Linked DNA regions of Homo sapiens: regions 2 and 3 are each linked to region 1. A link is a contact called in ENCODE Hi-C or POLR2A ChIA-PET data. All regions are on one chromosome and are shown on one strand. Each heading gives the region's core, a stretch centred on a gene start or an enhancer-like site at or near the end of the contact. The rest is flanking DNA. Distances are from core to core; before and after follow the strand shown.

What was found. A loop is a pair of places that touch in the nucleus more often than their neighbours do. ChIA-PET counts read pairs that join two places held with the same protein, here RNA polymerase II (POLR2A). Pooled maps may share reads with other maps.
Region 2: a map with no recorded cell type shows a loop between it and region 1 (10-fold over the local background). The contact joins the promoter of NORAD here to the promoter of PHF20 in region 1. A Hi-C loop is called at or near these places in 4 of 37 single-sample maps with no recorded cell type and 11 of 50 pooled maps. POLR2A ChIA-PET finds 5 or more read pairs at or near these places in 3 of 52 experiments (MCF 10A, PC-3 and PC-9).
Region 3: a pooled map shows a loop between it and region 1 (11-fold over the local background). The contact joins the enhancer-like site here to the promoter of PHF20 in region 1. A Hi-C loop is called at or near these places in 1 of 37 single-sample maps with no recorded cell type and 3 of 50 pooled maps. POLR2A ChIA-PET finds 5 or more read pairs at or near these places in 1 of 52 experiments (OCI-LY7).

Annotation. Positions count from the first base shown.
Region 1 is chr20:35,770,700-35,773,399 of GRCh38, reverse strand. It overlaps PHF20 (PHD finger protein 20), which reads right to left and starts at 1,385. Exons shown (of 18, transcript NM_016436.5): 1 at 1,321-1,385. RefSeq lists a silencer at 938-1,317.
Region 2 is chr20:36,049,568-36,052,267 of GRCh38, reverse strand. NORAD (non-coding RNA activated by DNA damage) reads left to right here and starts at 1,308. Exons shown (of 1, transcript NR_027451.1): 1 at 1,308-2,700. RefSeq lists a silencer at 1,363-1,572 and enhancers at 1,060-1,631, 1,112-2,311.
Region 3 is chr20:36,141,607-36,144,306 of GRCh38, reverse strand. It overlaps a transcript of EPB41L1 not described here. Among named protein-coding and RNA genes, the nearest start is that of EPB41L1, 12 kb to the left of the region's middle. RefSeq lists a silencer at 1,043-1,092. Within about 2 kb of position 1,351, at least 8 of the 41 ENCODE cell types and tissues checked have a DNase peak (open chromatin) inside an H3K27ac peak, as active enhancers do; they include OCI-LY7, where a contact is called at or near this core.

The DNA of each region.
Region 1 (2,700 bases), core at 136-2,635:
TGCACTGACCAGACTGGGGAAAGCACCTCAAGGGGAGTGTGGCTCCAAAAAGGGAAGGAAACTGAGGAATGAAAATGTCTTGGATGACAGAAAAGCTAAACAGGGTAGGAAGGCATGCTCAAAACCACAGACCACTCGCCACCTGGAAATGAGAGGACTCACAAAAAGGTGTGCCCCCCAAATTTAAGAAGCATCTGGAAAGTGGCTGCACTCTGAGAGTTGTATAACTAAAAGGGGTTCACCTCGTACATTTGGGGGGCACAAGAAACAAATATACTCCCAGATATGAAAATGAGTCTCCTTCAGGAAATAAGGTAGTTTGATTTGGGGAACACGTGAAAAGTGTGTAACCCCAATAATACAGTCTCGGGAGAAGGCAGTGAATTCCCTTATTTGTGAAACTGGAAATAAGTACCCATAAACTTCAAAATTTGGACATTGTTTTCGGCCCAACCTCAGGTTTGAAGGGCTGAGGAAAGGAAGTGGCCCCTAAATGTAAGAAATTCCAGAAGGCATGCTGTCAGATTTGGGACCTGGAAAAGGGGAATTCTTCCTTGGAGTAGAGGGGATACAAGAAAGTATCCCAAAACTTTAGCTAATGGACCCCAGATCTGAGGACCCGATAACAGGGTGAACCTCTAAATTGGAACGGAAATGCAGAATCAAATTGGAGGCCCGAAAAAAGGAATGTGCTCCCACTTTGGGGGCTGACGGAAGAGGGTACGCCCTAAATTTGGGGGGGGGAGGGCTTTTAGAAATTTAGATAAAATTCCAGAGCTAGAGCTTAAGAAAGGGGGTGTGCCGCCCAGTTTTCAAAACTATAGAGAAAAGGGACACTCCCATATTTGGGGTCTTGAGAAAGGAATGTGCTCCCCAGAATAGGATAAAAAAAGCCAATTTTAAAAAACATATTCCCAAAGCGCAAGGCAATAGCAGAGGCTGCTGATGAGGCTCTAGGTGCCCACACAGCTCAGGCTCGGGCCCTAGGGCTTACCCGCACCCCCAACACGGCCCGCTCCGCGCCCCGGGCCCGCACCCCACGGCCCAGCCCCCTCGGGCGGCGCTGATTGGCGGCAGCCGCCGCCACTCTTGCGGGTAGCCCCGGGGATTGGGCACCGCTCGCACGCCCGCCACGCTCTCAGCAGCAGTCCCAGGGCCTCCCTCCAGGCTGGGCGAGCGGGGCCAGGCGGGGAGCGGGGCCGGGCAGGGGACCGAAGCAGCGGTGGCGTCCGTCGCCGTCCCCGCCCGCACGGCGCGCGCGCAGCGCGGGCCCGGCCCAACCCGGCCCGGCCGGCCGGCTTCGCCTGGCCGCGAGCTCACCTCACGGCCCCACTCCGGCTGCGCCGCTCCAGGACCAACCGACAGAAGGACTCTGCGTGCTCTGCACCACGTGACCCCCGGGACGCGCCCAGCGTATGCCCCGCCCCCCACACACACGCATCATCGCCACCACCGAGTGACGTAAGGTCCCAGCTGCCCCGCCCCCTGCCCCGTCTGCCCGATCACTGTGGCAACGGCCTGCGCAGGCCACGCCCACTACCCTGACGCGCGGGAAACAGGCCCGCGCCCTAGCAGGAACACGAAGTCCCCACTCACTCGTAATCACTGAGATCACCGAAGCCGGGGAATGGACGCTATCCATCACCCGTTAATTTTGCCACCTAAATGCGTCTCAAAGCTTCCCATTTCTCCATCGAAGCGACCACCATCTCTCTCCAAGATGAAGATGGTTTCCACCCTATTACTCTTCGCCGTTCTAATCCATTCTTCGTACACCGGCAGAGAGGTCTTTTCAAAACGCCATCCCCTGCTCAAAGCTCGTTTCCCTCCCTACTCCGGATTAAGATCTAACTCTTCACCTAGACTATCTACCAGGCTCTTCAAAGTCTGGACCTGACCTGCTGCTTTCTTATCCTCACGAATCCAGCTCCCCCACATTCTCAGTGTCCTTCAACTCCGCTAACAATCCAGGTTCTTCTCATCTCAGAGCCTTTGCACTCATTTCTCCCCCACTTTATCATTAACTCCTAGAAAGGTTTCCAATTGCTGCTAAGGATAAGGAGCTGTATTTTCTCTGGGGACGAAGGTCGGAGTTGAAGCCACCCCAAAAGAATATGAGACCAGGAGCAGTGGCTCACGCCTGTAATCCCAACACTATGAGAGGCTGAGGTGGGTAGATCACTTGAGCTCAGGAGTTCGAGACCAGCCTGGGCAACATAGCTAGACCCCCGTCTCTCCAAGAAATACAACAATTAGCCAGGCGTGAACGTGCGCACCTGTGGTCCCAGCTCAACCTTCTGAGTAGCTGGGACTGCAGGCCCATGCCACCATGCCTAGCTAATTTTTTTTTTTTTTTGAGACACGGTCTCACTGTGTCACCCAGGCTGGAGTGCAGTGGCGCAGTCTCGGCTCCTCATAACCTCCACCTCCTAGGCCCAAGCAATTCTCCCACCTCAGTCTCCCAGATAGCTGGAACCACAGGTGTGCACCTGGCTAATTTTTGCATTTTTTTGTAGAGACGCAGTTTCACGATGTTGCCCAGGCTGGTCTTGAATTCCTGGGCTCAAGCAGTCCACCCACCTCAGCCTCCCAGAGTGCTGGAATTAACACCGTACTTGGCCACTTTTTTTTTTTTTTTTTGAGATAGAGTCTCGCTCTGTAGCCCAGACGGGAGTGCAGTGGTGCGATCTTGGCTCACTG
Region 2 (2,700 bases), core at 59-2,558, 280 kb before region 1:
ACTCTCCTGGTTGTTCTCCTACCACCCTGGTCGCTTCTCAGTCTCCTTTGCTGGTTCCTTCTCATTCCCTGACCTGTAAACGTTACCCAGGGATCAGACCTCAGACCTTGTCCCTCTCTTGGTTCTCTCATGCAGCCTCAAGGTTTTAAAGACATCTATATGCTGACGACTCCCAAAGATTCATCTCCAGTTCAAACCTTTCCCTGAATGCCAGACTCATAAATCCATCTGTCTGCTTGACATTTCCACTTGAATGTCAAACAGACATCTCAAACTTAACATGCCTAAAACTCAGCTCCTGGTGTTCTCCCCAAAGCTTGCTCCTCCCATGGTTTCTTCCATCTCACTTAAGGCGGCTGCCTTTTCATTTGCTCAGGCCAAAAAGTGTGGAGTCATCTTTCAGTTCTCGCTCTCCCACTTCACATCTGGTCCGTCAGCAAATCTTATAGACTTGAGCTTATGTCAACCCCTGAATTCAACCACTTTTTGCCCCCTTTGCTGTCGTCGCCCTGGCATAAGTCCCTATCATAGCTCACCTGCTTGATTGCAACAGTCAGTTATCAGGTCTCCCTGCTTCTGCCCCTGCCTCCACTTCAGCTCTCCCGCACTGCAGTTCAACTCCCTCCCATGGTCCCATTTCTCTCCTCTCTTCCCCAGCCTCTTTGCTGTTCCTGGAACAGGCCTGGCCCACATGCTTCGGCTTTGTGGCCTGTGCATAAGCTGTTCCCCTACAGACATCTCCAAGCATGGCTCATCCCCTCGCCTCCTTCGGGTCTCTGCTCCAGAGTCACCTGGCCGTACTATAAAGCATTCCGCACCTGCACTTCATATTCCTCTTTCCTTTTTATGTTTCCAAAGCACTTTCGCTATCTACCCTTTTATGCATTTTAAGGATCTTGTTTATTGTTGTTTCCCTTACTAGAATGTAAATTTTAGGAGAGCAGAAATTTTCCTGTGTTTTTTTCTTTACTGCTGCACTCCCCCGTGCTTAGAGGCACATAGGTGCTCGGTAAACAGGTGGTAAATGAGTCAATAAATGAAATATTGGAGTCTTCTTATCCAGCACCGGAGGAGTAAGGAGATAGAGAAGCAACGTTTGCTCAGGGAATTCTGAGGCCAGTAGCAATTTCCGTTGCGAAGAGCAAGCGGGGTGGAGGGGGCCCTAACCCCACGTGACCACACCCCATTCCCCATTCCCCACCCCCACGCCGGAACATTGCAGACCCGGAACCACGGCTCGCGGGCCCCCAGCGCAAGGGCACTTCCGGTACCGCTCCTCTCTTGCCAGCGCAGAGAACTGCCAAGTCAGTTCCGGTCCGGCAGAGATCGCGGAGAGACGCAGAACGCAGCCCGCTCCTCCAGGGCCCTCCAGGCCCTCCGGCCCCGGGCCGGCGGGTGAACTGGGGGGCCCCGGGACAGGCCGAGCCCTCTGCCCTGCAGATAACGGAGGCCTCTGCTGTGGCTGCCCACTGGCTGTGCCCGCCCACTGGCTGTGCCCAGACCTTGAAGCCGCAGCGAACCTCTCTTTCCCACCCCACCTCGGTGACTAATGGCGGCCGTGGCGTCTCCCAGCCCGGACCCCGCCGGCACCCGGGTCTCCCGACCCAAGCCTCGACGAAACCCCCGCAGAGCCGCCGGGACGCAGCGCCTTTGGGCGGCGCTGGGCGTGGTGGGCCGGGAAGTATGGCGGCAGCTCGAACGCCGCGCGGCGGAGGCCATTAAGGCGTGGACGGCCCGGGAAGGCGGCCTAGGGACGCAAGCAGGCTCGGCCGCCTCTTTAGGCCACGGAGCCGCGCAGATCCGGTTCCCGGGTGACCACTCTGTCGCCATTGGGCGAGACCTACCTAGTCCTGACGACAACGGACAAAGGCCTTAAGGGGCCTGGAAGGTGAGCGAAGTCCCGAACGACGACGGGTGGAACGGTTAGCGGCCATCGGGCGGTTGGTCTTCATTCTACCAGACTTTGCTGTCGGAAGAGAGAAATGGTAGAATGACAGGCCACGTTTGGCCCGTTGGAAATGCCCACCACCCTCTGGGAAGATTTACTGGCCGTTTATGGAAGGCCTGTGTATATAATATGAAAAAGCTGCTCTCAACTCCACCCCAACCTTTTAATAGAAAACATTTGTCACATCTAGCCCTTCTAGATGGAAAGAGGTTGCCGACGTATGATAAAATAGAGTTAGAAAGTTACACATCTTGTAAATTCTCATTTGTTTAAAAGAAATCATAGAAAATACATGTCTTCTGGAGATGACTTTTGGAAATGGAGTTGTTAAGACGGCCTCTGGAAGCGATACGTCCACGTTTGTTAAGTGGGTTAGATGACATGGAGCTGGAAGACCTGAGAAGGAAGAGAAGAAGGTTCTATGCTAGACTGGTCATATTTAGAAGACATTTTCATATTCTATCCATTGTTTTGTGTGCATTTTATTCCTCACTACTGTGTATATAGTTGACAATGCTAAGCTTTTTTGAAATGTCTCTTCTTTTTAGATGTTCTGAAGTGCCTGATATGTTAAAATTAGAGGTAGCAAAATCACATTTTGTAAATACCTTTTTGTTACAATTCATAGGAAATATTTTTGGGGGGGAATGGCCAAATCACCTGTTGAGTAATACTCATTGTGTTTGTGCAGTGGTTCAGGGGAGGAGAGAGGAGGGGGAGGTGCAGAGAGCTCTATGCCATCCTGTTTACAG
Region 3 (2,700 bases), core at 102-2,601, 370 kb before region 1:
CGTCCTGTGTGGCAGAGGGCGCTGGGCTGGGCATCAAGAAACCTTGATTTGACCTTTGCTGTGAGATCTTGGGCAGTCATTTTCCTCTCTGAATTCAATTTCCTTACCTGTAATATGAGGGGGTTGGACTAGCGCAGTTCTAAACCTTTTAGGGGGCTGGGCGCAGTGGCTGACGCCTGTAATTCTTACACTCTGGGAGGCCGAGGCGGGCAGATCACCTGAGGTCAGGAGTTTGAGACTAGCCTGGCCAACATGGTGAAACCCCATCTCTACTAAAAATACAAAAATTAGCCAGGGATGGTGGCGTGCGCCTGTAGTCCCAGCTACTTGGGAGGCTGAGGCAGGAGAATCACTTGAACCCGGGAGGCAGAGGTTGCAGTGAGCCAAAATCGCGCCACTGCACTCCAGCCTGGGCAACAGAGCGAGACACTGTCTCAAAAAAAAGAAAAAAGAAAAAAAAAGAAAAAGAAAAAGAAAACCTTTTATCGGTCCTGATTTCCTTTGAAAATGCAATGAAAACTGCAGAGCTTCTCCTAGAAAAATGTACATGGGTATGCACCTGCACACACATACACACACACAAAGTCACACTCACACACACACATACCTACCTTTATCATCTTTCAGGTATCAAGAGAGCTCATGAAGCCCATGCATAGATCACCCCCTGAGTGATAGATAGATAATCCCCTTGGTTAAGACTTGGGCTAGATGATCTCTAATCAGCCACGATAAGAAATTAGCTGTATATGTGTGTATTTTGTATTTTGTATCTAATTTAAAGGAACCCTACATTAAAGACTTCACTAAGACGATGAGCTTTTATGTGGGCTTTTGTGGGACATAGATGTTGATTGGCTAAATGCTGTGCTTCCCCAGAGCCTGCCTCACCCTTGTCATATTGCCTCTGAAGTCACCCTCTCCATTCCACTCTCTCTGCCCTTTTTCAGCAGGGAGTGAGCACACAGTCCTGAAAAATACTGCTACCCCCACTAGCTGTCTCTGTCCCCAGCTATGAGAGGGTAGAAAAGAGCGAGCCTGGTCTGCCTCTCATACTCCCACCCCAAAGCCCTGGCTCAGAGGTCAACCAATCAAGAGGCCCCCAGATGGCACCTCTATCCCCAACACACACACACACACACACACACACACACACACACACACACACAAACACACCCTCCCTCACATAGCCACAACCACAGGACTGCACCTCCAGACACCTGGCGGTGCGGTCACTCGGAACCGGCAGGAGTTATTTTTAGAGGCCAAGTGACAGGATGGTGAGAGCAGTTCCACTCTGTCAGAGTTACTGCTGCCACCACCAGCTCTGATGAATCACTCTCCACTACGTGAATGGACAAGTCTGTCAGCATGGCCACGGAGGCCATGCCAGCTTCTAGAATGAATGTCTTGGATTGGTGACTACGCTGATCACACCAGGCTGAGCCCAGGATCACACCAGGGACAAGACTGCCAGGCCTGAGCCAGTGCAGCCAACCCAGCCCAACTGCCCAGCACAGCCTCCCATAACCAATACAGTCGGGCCAACACAGCACAGCACAGCACAGCCCGGGCAGGTAAGCCCCTTCAACACAGTCCAACCCAGCCCCATCAGGCCACCCAGGGGCCTCTCTTTGCAAAGTCCTTTTAGAGTGGCTATTGATGCCTCCCTCCGCCCAATCCGTGCAAGTGAGCCTCCCACCCACTAAGCTACCGCTGCCGGGTTATTAAGATAATGAGCCGCCAATAAATTGGGCAGATTCAGACAGTGTCAATGCAGCTATCAACTGGTTTCATCTTTCATCGTTGAAAAAGTACATGATAAGCCTTAAAAGTGTGCATACCGTTTAACGCAGAAATTCCTTTTTTAGGAATGGATCCTTAGGGAACAATGAATGACACAAAGATGTGGCTATAAGAACATTTGTCTAAGCACTGTATACAGGAGTAAAGTAGAGCATTGGAGTTAATATATATGTCCAATAATAGTGGCTACGTTATAAAAATAGTGATACATACATATGCTGAAATACTACGCAGCCACACAAAATAATGTTGTGGATCTATATGTGGCTATATAATCATGTTCTTAACACAATACAGGTAAAAAAGCAGAGACAAAATGGTACGTAACAAATGATCCAATTTCTACAAAATACGTTTTTTGTTCTTTTTTCTTTTCTTTTTTTTTTTTTTTGAGATGGAGTTTTTGCTCTATTGCCCAGGCTGAAGTGCAGTGGCATGATCTCGGCTCACTGCAACCTCCGCCTCCTGGGTTCAAGCAATTCTCCCACCTCAGCCTCCCGAGTAATTGGGATTACAGGTGCCCCGCCACCACGCCTGGTTAATTTTTGTATTTTTAGAAGAGACAGGGTTTCACCATGTTGGCCAGGCTGGTCTCGAACTCCTGACCTCAAGTGATCTGTCCACGTCAGCCTCCCAAAGTGCTGGGATTATAGGCGTGAGCCACCGTGCCTGGCCCCAATTTCTATAAAATATGTATGTATGTGTACATGCCTAGAAAAAAGCAAACAGGAAATATTTTAAAACATGTTACCAGACGTTGTTTTATGATAGTGGAATTATTTCTTTTGTGTACATTTGGGTCTTGTTTTGTTGCTTACTTTCTGGTATATATGTGTAAACATATTTATATAAGAAAGGTCTGTTACCTTCACCTCTCTCAAAGCTTCTGGCCTG